Regions from separate parts of the Homo sapiens genome. Here region 1 is linked to region 2. A link is a loop called in an ENCODE intact Hi-C map of the cell type or tissue named here. Cell type or tissue: sigmoid colon. All regions are shown on one strand. Links, peaks and the distances in the headings refer to the core of each region. The heading gives the core; the rest is flanking DNA.

Evidence for each region. Hi-C counts contacts between places; a loop is a spot of excess contacts. Peaks named below come from ENCODE experiments on the same cell type or tissue, not always from the same donor. Only the 100,000 strongest peaks of a DNase experiment are listed, where the experiment ranks them.
Region 1: it touches region 2 in a loop (1.9-fold over the local background); 20 of 110 quality-filtered maps call a loop at or near these places.

What each region holds. Positions count from the first base shown.
Region 1 is chr1:235,997,582-236,005,916 of GRCh38, reverse strand. The region is part of intron 12 of NID1 (nidogen 1); the gene reads left to right. Among named protein-coding and RNA genes, the nearest start is that of LINC02768, 29 kb to the right of the region's middle. RefSeq lists enhancers at 3,757-4,465, 6,431-6,500, 6,541-6,590, 5,492-6,691. In sigmoid colon, for the core only: no CTCF peak of the experiment used is centred there; DNase peaks (open chromatin) are centred at 3,946 and 4,507; H3K27ac peaks cover 2,386 bases.
Region 2 is chr1:236,049,219-236,057,553 of GRCh38, reverse strand. The region is part of intron 1 of NID1 (nidogen 1); the gene reads left to right. Among named protein-coding and RNA genes, the nearest start is that of NID1, 12 kb to the left of the region's middle. In sigmoid colon, for the core only: no CTCF peak of the experiment used is centred there; a DNase peak (open chromatin) is centred at 4,763; H3K4me3 peaks cover 689 bases.

The sequences.
Region 1 (8,335 bases), core at 142-8,141, 52 kb after region 2:
GGTTAAGTCAGAGTGGTTCCTGTTACTTTAGTTAAAGAACTTTGACAGTGAGGGCACTGTGCACATTTATGATGATATTATTACTATTAGAAAGTGCAGGCTGGATAATTAGCTACTATGCTCTGTACAGAAGTTAGTTGATGTTTATGGATTTTTGTTCATTTTAAAATTCAGATAAGCTATGTTTTTGACCACTTTTCCTTTCTGATGTGTCTTCATTAAAGAATGCCTCCCTAAAATAATATGAATAGATATCTACTACATCAAACAGTAGTTTAAAGAAGTGAAATTTTTATCTAGTGGAAGGGGTAATACTAAAGTAATAATAGCTAACACTTATATAGCACATAATTTTTGCCCAGTATTGTTTTAAAAATAGCAAAATGTAAGGTAAATTAGAAGAAATCTTTTTAGTAAAAGAAATTTTCTGTCAAAGTGTATGGCATATGAATCATTTTGCAATCAGAAAAAACAGACAGTTGGTTCAAATATCTTGAGAGTTGTGTCTTACAAAATTACGATCGTGTGTTATTTATGCTTTCCAAAAGCAGTTGTTTAGGTTCTTGTGTTTAGACTGCCAGTAAATATGCTTTCAGCAGAACAAAACACTCTTGCATCTTCAAAAATAAAAAAAAAAAGCATTGCAATTTGCTTTTGAGATTTCCTGGCTCTCTCCCCACCCCCCGCCTATATCTGGGCCTTCTCTTACCTGGTCTCTGCTTACATTTTTTTGTTTGTTTGCTTTTGTTTTCTTGAGATGGTGTTACCCAGGCTGGAGTGCAGTGGTATGATCTCAGCTCACTGCAACCTCCACCACCCAGGTTCAAACAATTCTCCTGCCTCAGCCTCCCGAGTAGCTGTGACTCAGGCGCACGCCACCATTCCCAGCTAATTTTGTATTTTTAGTAGAGATGGGGTTTCACCGTGTTGGCCAGGCTGGTCTCGAACTCCCAACCTCACTGATTTGCCCACCTCAGCCTCCCAAAGTGTTGGGATTACAGGCGTGAGCCACCGTGCCGGGCTCCATCCTGCTTAAGTTTGATCCCACTCTCAGCACTGTCTTCCCAGTGTGATGCCCTGACAGCCCGGTCAATTTCCTAGGGTCTAGCTCTTCTAGCCCCTTTAGTTTTTAACTTTTTTTTTTTTTTTTTTTTTGAGACAGAGTCTCGCTCTGTTGCCCAGGCTGGAGTGCAGTGGCATGATCTCGGCTCACTGCAAGCTCCGCCTCCCGGGTTCACACCATTCTCCTGCCTTAGCCTCCCGAGTAGCTGGGACTACAGGCGCCCGCCACCACGCCTGGCTAATTTTTTGTATTTTTAGTAGAGACAGGGTTTCACCGTGTTAGCCAGGATGGTCTCTATCTCCTGACCTCCTGATCCACTCGCCTTGGCTTCCCAAAGTGCTGGAATTATAGGCATGAGCCACCGCGCCTGGCTTAGTCTTTAACTTAAAGGAAGAAAAACCCTCCCAGTTTTGCTGCTGTTTTTACATTGGCCTGCAGTGCCTTCTAGAGTGCCTGTTAGCGCTGGGGCTTTCCTGTTCCCACACTGTGAGATGCTCTGCCCCTTTCCTCTGCTGTCTGCCACACAAAGATGACAAGTTGGTGGTGTGTCCCTTCACCCTTCCTTATCACCGTGTTGCTTTGTAAATGCTACCCATGGGCTATGGATTTTGTTACCTAGTTAATCCATCTGGAACTGGACTCTAAAAAGTAAGCTCCTGCATTCTTCCAGAGTCTCTCATTCTCTCTCTAACCACTGCAGTCAGCTTCTTTCCCCACCACAACACCCAAACTGCTCTCGTAAAAGTCAGCAACAACCCTCCCTTTGTTAGATCTGAGGCCTCATTTCTTTTTCTTTTCTTCTTGTTTTTTTTTTTTTTTTTGAGACAGAGTCTCACTCTGTCATTCAGGCTGGAGTGCAGTGGCGCAATCTCTGCTCACTGCAACATCTGCCTCCAGGGTTCAAGCGATTCTTGTGCCTTGGTCTCCTGAGTAGCTGGGATTACAGGTGTGTGCCACCACGCTTGGCTATTGTTGTTGTTGTTTGGGACAGGATCTCACTCTGTTGCCCAGGCTGGAGTGCAGTGGCTGCATCTCAGCTCACTGCAGCCTCCACCTCCCGGGTTCAAGCAATCCTCCCACCTCAGCCTCCTGAGTAGCTGGGATTACAGGTGCTTGCCATCAAGCCAGGCTAATTTTTGTATTTTTAGTAGAGACGGGGTTTCACCATATTTGCCAGGCTTGTCTCGAAATCCTGGCCTCAAGTGATCTGCCCACCTCTGCCTCCCAAAGTTCTGGGATTACAGGTGTGAGCCATCGTGCCTGGCCTGAGGCCTCATTTCTTGATAGCACTTGGCACAATTGGTCTCGCCCTCCTTCCTGAAACACTTTCTTCATTTGGTATCCAGGACAACACACCTCAGGGTTTTCTGCATTTCTGGCTGGTGCACGTCACTGCTGGTACGATTAGCCCCATTGAATGCATGAAGATATGGGGGTTAGAGAGACTAGATAATTTGTCCAAGGCATCCAACTAACTAGTAGCATAGCCAGGACCAATAGTTAAATATTTCTTAAGCATCTCTTGTGTGCCTGTCACTGTGCTTGACACATGAACAGTAAAACGTCTCCACCCTGGAGGAGTCTGCACTGTAACTGGGCAGGAAAAGGGAATACTTGAAATTAGTAGTGAATAACTACCGGTCGTTCACTAGGAGTGACAACTACCAGTCGTTCACTAGGAGTGACAACTACCAGTCGTTCACTAGGAGTGACAACTACCAGTCGTTCACTAGGAGTGACAACTACCAGTCGTTCACTAGGAGTGACAACTACCACTCGTTCACTAGGAGTGATAACCAGTGATAACTAGCAGCAGGAAGCAGAGATGCAGGTGGGCTAAAAAAGCTGGGGAGAGTGAGAGAGGGAGGATTTGCACTCAGCCTTGAAGGACAGGTGAGATTTGAATAGGAGACAGGGAGGAATAATGAGGAGGAGGGGCAGTCAGGCAAATGGGGGAGTTGATGTTGAGGAGGGTCCAAACCAGGCCACCCAAAGGCTTGACAAGCTCCCGGTCTTGATGTCTGTGGCCACGTCTGACCGCCACCTCCTTCCCTTGTGACTCTCACATGGCCTCGTTTCCAAATCCGCGGAGTGATCGCTGAGCCTGTGGTTCCTCCATCCCTTCTTTTTCTTGAAGTCCTCTCTAACCTAACCCCAGGAAGCACAAAGGCAACCGTCCTCACCAATGCTTGGAATTTCTTGACTTCCTATCCGTCTGCACTCTCAGCCTGCAAAGCTCTTGTCTTAAGTCCGTTCAGCCACTGCGCCTAGGCTGCTGTGGCTGGGTGTATTGGACACACCGCAGATTTATCGTCATTTTTTGTTTGTTTGTTTGTTTGTTTGTTTGTTTTTAGACAGAGTCTCGCTCTGTTGCTCAGACTGGAGTGCAGTGGTGCCATCTCGGCTCACTGCAACCTCCGCCTCCCGGGTTCAAGCGATTCTCCTGCCTCAATCTCCCGAGTAGCTGGGATTACAGGCATGTGCCACTGCGCCTGGCTAATTTTTGTGTTTTTAGTAGATACGGGGTTTCACCATGTTAGCCAGGCTGGTCTCAAACTCCTTGCCTCAGGTGATCTGCCTGCCTCATCTTTCCAGAGTGCTGGGATTACAGGCGTGAGCCACCGCGCCCAGCCTGATTTATTGTCTTTAATGTCAGCCAAGCCCTTGACCAAGGCAGGTGTGGTGCTCTTCCTCTCTGTCCCATAGCAGCCTGTCCAGACCACAGCCAGCCGCTTCTCCCACTGTGCCACTGACCAGGGCCCTCATCTTTTGCACTAGCCTGTACAATCAAGGACTCTCCTATTTAGCCCTTGCAGGGCGCCTGGCTGATGGCAGCTTTCACTAAATGCTTATAACACTAGTGAGTAAGTGCTTCACGTGTCCATGGGGCTCTTGACCTGAAGCGTATGATGACTACAGTGATTTTAAAAGCCCTGCTGTGGTAGAATTTTGGGAGAGGAAGGCAGCTGGGAGCCAAGAGCTGCTCCAGGAAACAGGTGTGATGAAACTCAACAATGCAGTTTCACACTGTGACAGAAGAGACTGCACACAGAGGAGGAGTGCAAGCTCTCTTCCATGCTGGTTTACGACCTTTCTGTTTTCCCTTCTTTGTTTGCCTTTTCCTAACTGCGAGTTCAGTGCCCCTCCCTGGCCATTCGTCTTCCTCTCTAGCCCTGTGAGAATGGGGGTAAATGTTGGGAAGGGACATGAAGAGAGTTCATAAGTAAAGAAAGCTGTTATCACCGTTATTGCTGTTGCTATCACTATTATTAGTAGTGTTGTTCTTAGTGGCCCCTAGGAACATGAGGATGAAGACCATGTCAGATGGACATTGCCCCCTTGACTTGTAAATTCTCCTTCTTGGAAATTTGGCAGTCTTGCTTGGACTAACAAGTGTCTATTTGGCAGTGAATGAGATGGGGCTATAAGCCAGCAAAATCTCAAAGCCAGGCTGGGCGTGGTGGCTCAAGCCTGTAATCCCAGCACTTTGGGAGGCCGAGGCGGGTGAATCACGAGGTCAGGAGTTCGAGACCAGCCTGGCCAACATCATGAAACCCCGTCTCTACTAAAAATACAGAAAATTAGCTGGGCGCAGTGGCAGGCGCCTGTAATCCCAGCTACTTGGGAGACTGAGGCAGGAGAATCGCTTGAACCCGGGAGGCAGAGGTTGCGGTAAGCTGAGATTGCACCACTTCACTCCAGGCCGGGCGACAGTGATATTCTGTCTCCAAAAAAAAAAAAAAAAAATCTCAAAGCCAGCAGAGACCAGGGACTGTTCACTGCACCTGAGTGACCTTGTCCAGAGATGTGTGTCCCAGAGGTGCATGCTCAGAACCCGTGTAGGCCCTGGGAGTAGCTGCCTCTGTAGTGGGGCGTGGACTCTGTGCAGGAAGATGCTGAATAAATAGCACCTTCCCAAACAAGTTCCATTCTGAGTAGCCCATGGGTTCTCCCACGGTTGCATGTCGTCTCTTTCCAGAGAGTCTTGACATCTGTGAGCACCTCCCCTCTCTCCACTCTATTGAGTATATGAGAGGCTACAATTGTCATTTATTTGAATGAACACAGAGAAACCAATTTAATCAAGCAAGGGAATGGAATGCAAATCCAAGGTCAAGAATGTACTTTCTTCTTAGTTCTCCTTCTTGTAAACCAAAAAGTATCTGAGACAGGTCTCAATCAATTTAACAATTTATTTTGCCCAAGTTAAGGAGATGCCTGTGACACAGCCTCAGGAGGTCCTGATGTCGTATGCCCAAGGTGGTCAGGCTACAGCTTGGTTTTATAGATCTTAGGGAGACATAAGACATCAATCAATACAGGTAAGATGTATGTTGGTTTGGTCCAGAAAGGTGGGACAACTGGGAGCCAAGTGTAGGAGGGAGAGCTTCCAGGTCATAGGCAGATTCAAAGATTTTCTGATTGTCAATTGGTTGAGTTATTATCTAAAAACCTGGAACCAATAGAAAGGAATGTCTGGGTTATGATAAGGGCTTGTGGAGACCAAGGTTTAGTCATGCAGATGAAGCCTCCAGGTAGGCGGCTTCAGAGAGAACAGATTGTAGATGTTTCTTATCAGACTTAAAGAGTCTGTTCTGCCAGGTTTTGTTGTTGCTGTTGTTGTTGTTGTTGTTTTAATTGAGATAGAGTCTCGCTCTGTCACCCAGGCTGGAGTGCAGTGGCGCAATCTCAGCTCACTGCAACCTCCACTCCCTGGGTTCAAGAGATTCTCGTGCCTCAGCCTCCCAAATAGCTAGGATTACAGGCGCCCATCACCACGCCCAGCTAATTTTTGTATTTTTAGTAGAGATGGGGTCTCACCACATTGGCCAGGCTGGTCTCAAACTCCTGACCTCAAGTGATCCACCCGCCTCAGCCTCCCAAAGCGCTGGGATTACAGGCGAGAGCCACAGGGCCCGGCCTGTTCTTTCAGTCTTAAGGTCCATGTTGATGTTAATGGTAATGAGACGTGGCCAACCCTCCCCTTCCTCTCATGGCCTGAAGTAGTTTCATAGGTTGACTTTGGAATGCCCTCGGCTGAGAGGAGGGGTCCATTCCGATGGTAGGCGGACTTGGAATTTTATTTTTGGTTTACACTCTGTTTCATTTTCCTCTCATTCTCTTTGTCCCCCCACCTTGAGAAAAGTCACCCCAGACTTCCTGCCACTCCTCAGATAAGTATCAGGTCTTGAATGCTTTCTTCCCTAGCAGCTCGAACTAGATGAGTAAGAAGACGCTTGTCTGAGTCATCAATGTATCAACCAGAAACAAGCTCAGGAAATGCGTCTTTAGCATCCCCACTACCCCCACCCCATCCACCAGGCCTTTAATGGAAAGTTTCCCATGGGGGCCAGGGACACTCAGCAGGGGACTCTCCCTAGAGCCCCTGGGCTGCTCCCACTGTCTGCTGGCCCAGAAAGTCCACCGAGATCACAGCTTTTTATAAACTCACTTGAGATTCTATTTCCTGAGTACAGTTGAGGTTCCCCCTCCTTTTTACAAGTTCAAGATACAGTACTTCAAAGTTCCACTGTAAATTCTAGAGCCCTTGAGATTTTCTATGCTGACCAAATACTTTGTTAACACAACTCTGTCGGCCACATAAAATGGAACAACGCTTACTGCATGAAAAGTTTTGTTTGGTTGACAGCACACAGGACACCAGTTTTGTTTTCTAACTGGAAAAGCACCACCACATGCAGATGTGATTGGTAGGAAAATGGGGCTCTGGATGCACAGGTAATTTTGGTGAATGAGCTAAGGTACTGTGTGTACATCGCTGTTGTCGTAACAGGTTCAATGTGAGGGAGCCGTCTAAGCACTGGCAATGTGGACGCCAGATGCCAGACCAGAAGGGCGGGGCTAGACCACAAACCCAGAGACCTAGGTTCTCGTTAGAACTGAGCCACCAACCAGTGCTGTGGCCTGAAGGAGTCTCTGAGCCACCAACCAGTGCTGTGGCCTGAAGGAGTCTCAACTTCTCTGAGTTTCAGTTTTCTCATTTGGTGTAAAAACTGCAGTTGCTTATCACATAGGATTGCAATGAGAATCAAATGAAACATATCTGTGAATGGAAACAGCTTATATGAAAACTCTAAAACCCTATGCCAACGTAAAATTTTGTGGAAGTAAACACGTTTTACATTCAAGAGTGAACAAAACCAGATTTTTTTTTTTTGAGACAGAGTTTTGCTCTTGTCGTCCAGGCTGGAGTGCAATGTCACAATCTTGGCTCACTGCAACCTCTGCCTCCTGGGTTCAAATGATTCTCCAGCCTCAGCCTCCCGAGTAGCTGGGATTACAGGCACCCGCCACCACACCCAGCTAGTTTTTGTACTTTTAGTACAGACGGGGTTTCTCCATGTTGGCCAGGCTGGTCTCAAACTCCTGACCTCAGGTGATCCACCCACCTCGGCCTCCCAAAGTGCTGGGATTACAGGCGTGAACCAACGTGCCCAGCCAGACATTTTTTATTCTAACCAGATGGCTTGCTTGTATCTTTGTTTGGTGCTTCCTACTTCAAATGTTTTGTTTTGTTTTTTATATTAATTAGCCTCTGGGACAAAAGAAAAGCATGCATGGTTTTGTCTTGCTGGGTTCAACAAATACTTTTCTGGCATGCTAACTGCTTCTCACCAAGGGAGCAACCACGTTAAGCAAACCAACATGAGAACTGGCAACACAGACAAAGGTACTTCAAATATTCACTGGCAACACACTTATGGAATGTCACTGTGTCTGCTTTGCGAGGATCCAGTCGCAAATGAACATCTGGGTGCAGAGCTCGAAATGTCTCTGTGTGCCTTGTCTCGTCACCTCCCACTGACTCCTCAAACAGTCCTGTGAGATCTGTTATTACTGCCATCCCTGTTCCACTGCTGCAGGAGGCACAGCTTAATCTGTATCATTGACATGTACAAGGTGACACCAGAAGTAATGGAACTGAGGCCAGGCATGGTGGCTCATACCTGTAATCCCAGCACTTTGGGAGGCCGAGGTGGGTGGATCACCTGAGGTCAGGAGTTCGAGACCAGCCTGGCCAACATAGTGAAACCCCGTCTCTACCAAAAAAATTCAAAATTAGCCAGACATGGTGGTGGGCACCTGTAGTCTCAGCTACTCAGGAGGCTGAGACAGGAGAACTGCTTGAACCCAGGAGGCAGAGGTTGCAGTGAGCTGAGATCAGGCCACTTCACTCCAGCCTGTGCAAGACAGAGTGAGACTCTAATTTAAAAAAAAAAAAAAAAAAAAAGTAATGGAACTGAGAGTCAA
Region 2 (8,335 bases), core at 37-8,036:
TTCAGCATGTTGGCCAGGCTGGGCTCAAACTCCCGACCTCAGGTGATCCGCCCGCCTCAGCCTCCCAAAGTGCTGGGATTACAGGTGTGAGCCACCACGCCCAGCTGAGGAGGTTTTCAAGAAGGAGGGAATCATAGATCCAAAAGCATGTAGTGTTAACTAGGAGAGACACCATGGAGAGTTTGGAGAATTAAAAGCAATCTAAAATTTTTTTCTGGCACATTTCTCCTCTAGCCTTTTACTCACCAACATTCATAAAAACTAAAGTGCGATCCCATAATCCATGTACTTTTTTGAGATGGATTCTCTCTCTGTCTCCCAGGCCGGAGTGCAGTGGCACAGTCTCAGCTCACTGCAGGCTCCACCTCCCGGGTTCAAGCGATTCTCCTGCCTCAGCCTCCTGAGTAGCTGGGATTACAGGCACCCACCACCACGCCTGGCTAATTTTTGTATTTTTAGTAGAGACGGGATTTCACCATATTGGTCAGGCTGGCCTCAAACTCCTGACCTCAGGTGATCCACCTGCCTTGGCCTCCCAAAGTGCTGGGATTATAGGCATGAGCCATCGTGTACTTTTTAAACTAGTACAAATGTAGTGAACAGAAAGTGATACTGGTAACTGCCGTGCAATACTTACGCTTCATGTTTTTGTTTTTTTTTTTCCTGGACTCAGGGCACTGTATGGGGTGCCTCAGGCTCTGTAACTTTTGATTAGTTTTAATTACAAAATCTGCTTTTACCAGCACCACCTTCTGCTCATTAATGTGGTCTAATGTGCCCAGTGCAACTAACACTCCTGTGTCCCTGGGAGGGGAGTGGCAGTGGTAGGAAAGTCTGGGGAAGGAAGAAATTCAAAGACCATGAAGGGTGGACGTAGAGAGTGGAATGGTGGTTACCAGAGGCTGGGAAGGGTAGGGTATGGGACGAAAAGAGGTTGGTTAATGGGTACAAACATACAGTTCGATAGAAGGAATAAGTTCTAGTGTTTGGTAGCAGAGTAGAGTGACTATAGTTAACCAATATTGTATATTTCAAAATAGTTAGAAAAGAAGATTTGAAATGTTCCCAATGCAAAGAAAGATAAATGTTTGAGACGGTGAATTTCCTAATTATCCTGATTTGATCATTACACATTGTATGTATGCATGTATCAAAATATATACTCCACGTGTACCCCATAAATATGTACAAATATGATGCATCAATACAAATAAAATAATAAAGTGGGTCTTCACGAACACAAAAAGACAGTGAAGGAGTCCCTCTTCTTAATTTTTGCTTTTGTTGCTTGTGCTTTTGGTGTCATGTCCAAAATGTAATTGTCAAGATCAATATCAAGGAGTTTTTCCTTATTGTTTTCTTCTAGGAGTTTTATAGTTTCAGGTTTTACATTTAATTCTTCAATCCATTGCGAGTTAATTTCTATGAGTGCTATAAAATAGGGGTCCATTTTCATTCTTTTGCAGGAGGATATCCAATTTTCCCAGCACTGTTTATTGGAGAGACTACCTTGTCTCATTGTGTGTTCTTGGTGGCCCTGTCAAACACTAGTTGACCGTAAATGTGTGGGTTCACCTCTAGGCTCTCAGTTCTGTCCCGTTGATCTATCACGGCTATCTGTAATAGCTTTGCTAACCAACTTGATTGTGCTATTCATTTCACAACATATACCTGTATCAAATCGCGTTGTACACCCTAAACTTATACACTTTTGTTTATCAGTTATACCTCAATAAACCTGGAAAAACAAAACCAAATAAAAACAAGGACAATGAGCCACAGGCCCTACTGACAGAGAACGTTAGTCTTGGCTTATCTATTAGAGCCATTTGCCTTTCTTTGCTGAACTTCAGATCAATCAGGTTTGTTGTATGTTTTTTTTTTCTATTTTTATTTTTTGAGATGGAGTCTCACTCTGTTACCCAGGCTGGAGTGCAGTGGCGTGATCTTGACTCACTGCAACCTCCACCCCCCGGATTCAAGTGATTCTCATGCCTCAGCCTCCCCAGTGGCTAGAATTACAGGTGTGATTAGCCACTGCACCAGACCTGTTATATGTTTTTAAAAAATAAACTTTTATTATGAAAAATTTCAAATATACTCAAAAATATAATGAACTCCCATGTATCCATTACCAGCTCCAACAAGTACCAATTTGAGACTAATCTTCTTTCATTGATGTCCTCACTTATTCCTAATGTTCCCTCCCCATCCCCAAACTGAATTATTATTATTATTATTATTATTTTTGAGATGGAGTCTTGCTCTGTCGCCCAGGTTGGAGTGCAGTGGTGTGGTCTTGGCTTACTGCAAGCTCCACCTCCCGGGTTCCCGCCATTCTCCTGCCTCAGCCTCCCGAGTAGCTGGGACTACAGACACCCGCCACCACGCCCGGCTAATTTTTTGTATTTTTAGTAGAGACGGGGTTTCACCGTGTTACCCAGGATGGTCTCGATCTCCTGACCTCGTGATCCACCCACCTCGGCCTCCCAAAGTGCTGGGATTACAGGCGTGAGCCACCGCACGCGGCCCTGAATTATTTTTAAGCAAATCCCAAATATTTTATCGTTTTGTAAATGTTTCAGATGTGCCTCAGAAGAAAAGACTCTTTAGGCCGAGCACAGTGGCTCATACCTGTAATCCCAGCACTTTGGGAGGCTGAGGCGGGCGGATAGCTTGAGCTCAGGAGTTCCAGACTAGCCTGGCCAACATGGTGAAACCCTGTGTCCACTAAAAATATACAAATTAGCCAGATGTGGTGGCACACACCTGTAGTCCCAGCTACTCGGGAGGCTGAGGCAGGAGAATTGCTTGAATCCAGGAGATAGAGGTTGCAGTGAGCCGAGACTGCACCACTGCACTCCAGCCTGGGTGACAGAGCGAGACTCTGTCTCAAAAAAAAAAATTCTTTAAAAAAACAAAATAGTAAAATCATGATCATACTTTAAGAAATGATAATAATTCCTTAATATTGTCCAATATGCAAATGGTTTCATGAAATGTTTTATTTTGCTTTTCAGGTGATTGGTTTAAATCAGGGCCCAGACAAAGCCCACACATTACATTTGGTAGATGTGTCTCTTAGGACTTTTGTTTTGAGATGGAGTTTTGCTCTTGTAGCCCAGTATGGAGTGCAATGACGCAGTCTCGGCTCACTGTAACCTCCACCTCCCAGGTTCAAGCGATTCTCCTGCCTCAGCCTCCCAAGTAGCTGGGATTACAGGCACCTGCTACCTCACCCAGCTAATTTTTGTATTTTTAGTAGACACAGGGTTTCACCATGTTGGCCGGGCTGCTCTCAAACTCCTGACCACAGGTGATCTGCCAGCCTTTGCCTCCCAAAATACTGGGATTATAGGAGCAAGCCACCTCGCCTAGCCATCTCTTAGAATTTTTAAAATCTATAGGTCCTCCCCTAACCCCAGCTCTTTTTTTTCTTTAAAATTTATTTGTTCAAGAAACTAGATATTTCTCCATTTTAGTGCTTTATATTCTGGATTTTGCTGATTGCATCCCATTGTGTCCATTAGCATGTTCTTCTGTCTCCTGTATTTCCTGTAAACTGGCAGTTAGATCTGGAGACATGACTGAATTCAAGTTATGCACTTTTTATTTATTTTATTTTAGTAATTGGCATTTTACTCCAGTGGCAAGAACGGCAGTAATGCACAGTTCTCTGACCCTTCATATCACTTACAACTGAGCTCACCCTCAGGCCTTATTTCTAAAATAACCTGGGTGCACAGGTCTTATCCTGCTTTGAACCTGCCTGTCCCCTATATTGGAGGAAGTCAGGAAGTGGGGAGACTCATATGTATCAGACCATGTGTAAGCTCTGGAACTACTGTGGTGACCAAGACAAATGGAGTCCCTGACCGTGAAGAAATGACCACATAGTGGGGAGAGAAGCCAGAACCTACAAATAGGCAGGAAGAAGACATATCAGGGGCTGGGGGTGTGAGGGAAGGGAAAAAAGAGTGAGTGGAAGGAGCTTCCACTGGAGGGGATGCCAGGAAGCTCTCTGAGAAGGCACTGTTTCAGCTGAGGAATAAGGATAAGAAGGGACAGTCATGTGACTAACGAGGTGGTGGGGTTGGGCGGGGGCGTGCTGTTGGTAGCTGAGATGGAGAAAGTGCCATATACAGTAGCTTCTCACTTAACATTGTGGATAGGTTCTTGGATACTGTGGCTTCAAGCTAAACATGCATAACTAAACCGATTTGACTGTCGGGTAATTGACAGAAACAACATTTAAGTTCCTATGGCTTATTTCTGGTCAGAAACACATCACCAAACTTCCCATGAAGCCCAAAACACTTCTAGTATTAAACATTGAAATAAATAAATGTGAGCTCTACATACATTTAAGATGAATAAAAACAACCAAGATATTATTTACCCAATTTTTGATGAATCAGTGAATAATGGAGGTCATGATGGTAGTGGGTTCAATCAGGGAAGAAATGTTTGCAAAGCAACATTGTCAACACTTCTGACCCACGAAGTTCAAAAACAAACAATCACAAATCCGGCAGCTTGCCGAGTACTTTTGTTGGTGTATAATTCATTGGTGCATAATTTATTGGTGTGATTACTCGTACTTGATACATTTTCATTCTGTGATCATTTGTATTCATTCATTCATTCATTCATTCATTTTCCAGCTGCTTATTCCAGTTCAGAGAGGAGGGTGGCCAGAGCCCATCCCAGCAGCTCAGTGTGCCAGGCAGGAGCCACCCTGGACAGGTTGCTGTCCTATCACAAGGGGGCTCCCACACACCCACACTCACTCACAGTCGGACAGTTTAGACATGCCAGTTCACCCGACTTTGGCATAGCTTTGGGATGTGGAAGGAAACCAGAGTACTCAGAGAAAAGCCATGCAGACATGGGGAGAACACGGACACCCCACACAGACGGTGGCTCCAGCAGGGAATAGATTTTTTTTTTCTCATCAACGTTATAACAAAACAACGTTGAATGCAATGAAGTTATTTGAGGACCTGCTGTAGTTGGAGACAGGACATGCAGCGTGGGTGGTGAGAAAGAGGAAGGAACCAGGACCCACTTCCAGGTTTCCTGGCTTCACCAACTGAGCGAATATTGGTGATGGCCTGGGCATCAGTGGTCACATGGGCCCGAGGACTCCCCGGCCCAGTGCCCTTGGGGATTGTGCCTGAGTCTGTGCCTCCTCCTGCCTGAGTGCCTGTGTCCTTTCCCTTTTTGCTCCCTGCCCTTCTGCTGTTGAATTGTCCAATGGTACTTTCAAAAGATGGAGAAAAGGAACAAGGCTGATAGGAGCATCGTGCATTTGACAGACTTTGCAAAATGAGACTTGCACCCAAGTGGACGGGAATATTTTTCATCAACTTTGCTATTAACTGTTACTTCCAGGAAAATGAAGTTTACAAGGGAGAAGTTTAAAGCTAAGAATCCAGTGAAACTTCTGGCTGTTCTGCACATTACATTTATCTTTGAAGTCATCCTTCTTCATTATCACAGACGATCGAGCTGAATGTTCAGTAAAATTAGCTGAAAAATAATTTTCCAATGCAAATACTAATGAGGGTTATATGACCGTTGTCCAAAGCATTTGCAGTGCTGCATGACATTTGTCCTAAAACCTGACTCTTAAAACATTCCTTGTGAAAATAGAAATATTCCCATGCCTAGATTCCAAATAATAAAAGACACTGAGAGTGTTTTCAAAATTAATGGACTGATTTAAATTTCACTGGAAAGCAGCTTTTTAAAACTAAATTGTCTGGATGTGGCCTCCCTGTGATCACTTCCAACTGCTTACTGCCAACTTCTGGCGGCTCGAGAGAGTGAGCCGTTTCCCACGCTCCCACACGGCAGCTCCCTGGGATGCTTGTGCTGGGAGATGTTTGGGTCCCTGGAAGGGAGACAGAGGGACCGGCTGGAAGAAGCCCCGTGTCTGACTCCCTTCTCCACAGCCTGCCAGTATCTTCTAGAAAAGCCTTGCTGGTGCCGGGTGATGATGGAAAATATGTCACCCAAAGAGTTAATAGCCCATAACATGTGGTTAAAAGAGAAAGTTTTGTTAAGTCTGCATTTCACTCCCAGAGCCCTGGTTCCAATCCTCACCTGGGTGCCAATCGGTTCTGCACATTGAACCTTTTTATTAATAGCAAGTTTTTGGCATGTTTAGAGTTTGGTCTTTAGTTCCTCTCTTTTTTTCTGCCCCTGCACTCTCCTCTAGTAATGAAGTGTGAAGTGACTGAGGGATAAGACTCTGGGAGGAGGAGGAGGGAGGGGAGGGGGAGGGGCAGGGGGAGGGGGAGGGAAATAAGTGGCCTGGAAAATCCACTGGCCTTCTAACAACTGAGGGTTGCTATTCTGGATTCGTGTTTTTCCAATCTGCAGCCCTTAAAGAGCAAAATAAAGTGCCATTTGCAAAATCTCTCCCTTTTGATTAGGGAATCTTCTTCTTTCTCTCTTTTTTTTTCGAGACACTCTTGCTCTGTTGCCTAGGCTGGAGTGCATCATCAGTGCAATCTCGGCTCACTGCAGCCTCTGCCTCTTGGGCTCAAGCAATTCTCCTGCCTCAGTCTCCCAAGTAGCTGGGACTGCAGGCACTTGCCACCATGCCCAGCTAATTTTTTTTTTGTATTTTTAGTAGAGACGGGGTTTTGCCATATGGGCCAGGCTGGTCTCGAACTCCTGGCCTCAAATGATCCACCCACCTCCGCTTCCCAAAGTGTTGGGATTACAGGCGTGAGCCTCTGCACCCAGCTAGGGGATTTTTTTCTTTCAATTCACAGATTATCTAAGGAAAACTATCACTGGCTTGGTCTTCCATGTCATCAGTGGATTGTGCACTAACAAGAAAGTGAGAGGGTGTTAGACTTCACTGGTGAGCCTGAGTGCCCCCACTCCAAGGGGCTGTTTGCCACAGTATCTCAGGGGCCCTCTTCCCATTTTCTCAAGGAGCATGGGTTTTAGCTGAGTAAGAACAGTGATATCTTTTTTTTTTTTTTGAAATGGAATTTCTCTCTTGTTGCCCAGGCTGGAGTGCAATGTGCAGTCTTGGCTCACTGCAATCCCCACCTCCCAGGCTCAAGCGATTCTCCTGCCTCAGCCTCCTGAGTAGCTGGGATTATAGGCGTGCACCACCATGTCCGGCTAATTTTGTATTTTTATTAGAGACAGGGTTTCACCATGTTGGTCAGGCTGGTCTCGAACTCCTGACCTCAGGTGATCCACCCGCCTCAGCCTCCCAAAATGCTGGGATTACAGGCGTGAGCCACCACACCTGGCCAGTGATATCTTTTAATAAGCAGTTATAACTGATTTCAAGAAGGCAATTCATGAAGTAATTAAAAGGACTGATTTTGGAAAAGGACCAATTTTGGAGTCGGACTCCGTGGGTTCAAATCCCAGTGTTGCCACTTATTCCTTGGTAACTTTGGACACATTGATGAATTTGCCTAATTTTCCCCATCAGAAAAATATAGATATTAGTAGTACTTAGTCTTTTTTTTTTTTTTTTCCCCTGAGATGAAGTCTTGCTCTGTTGCCCAGGCTGGAATGCAGTGGTGCAATCTTGGCTCATTGCAACCTCCGCTTCCTGGGTTCAAGTGATTCTCCTGCCTCAGCCGCCCGAGTAGCTGGGATTTGGTGCCCGCCATCACGCCCGGCTAATTTTTGAATTTTTAGTAGAGATGGTGTTTCACCATGTTGGCCAGGCTGGTCTTAAACTCCTGACCTCGCGATCTGCCCACCTCGGCCTCCCAAAGTGCTGAGATTACAGGTGTGAGCCACCACGCCCGGCCAGTAGTACCTAGTCTTAAGAGGTTCTTCTGAGCATTAGACATTAGTAAAAATGCCTGGAATATGGTGAGTATTCAGTAAATATTAGCTATTATCCTGACACATTAAACTTTAAAATAATTAGTGATACCATAATGCCCCATACAGATTTGCTTCTTGATGCTATATTGTGTCATCATCTCTTTGTGTCAGTCCTTTCCCTTATCCTTCTGGATTGTGGATTTCTTAAAAGGTGGGGGCTGGACCTTAACCATTTTTCTTTTCTTTCTTTTTCTTTTTTGAGACAAGGGTTCACCCTGTCACCCAGGCTGGAGTGCACTGGCGTGATCATGGCTCACTGCAGCTTTGACCTCCCGGGGCTTAAGCCATCCTCCCAGCTCAGCCTCCCAAGTAGCTGGAACTACAGGCCCGAGCTACCAAGCCTGGCTAATTTTTGGTATTTTTGTGTAGAGATGGGATCTCACTTTGATGCCCAGGCTCCTAACCATGTTTGTACGCACACCAATTAGCAGTCCTGGTAGGGAGTGATTACTCCCTTTTT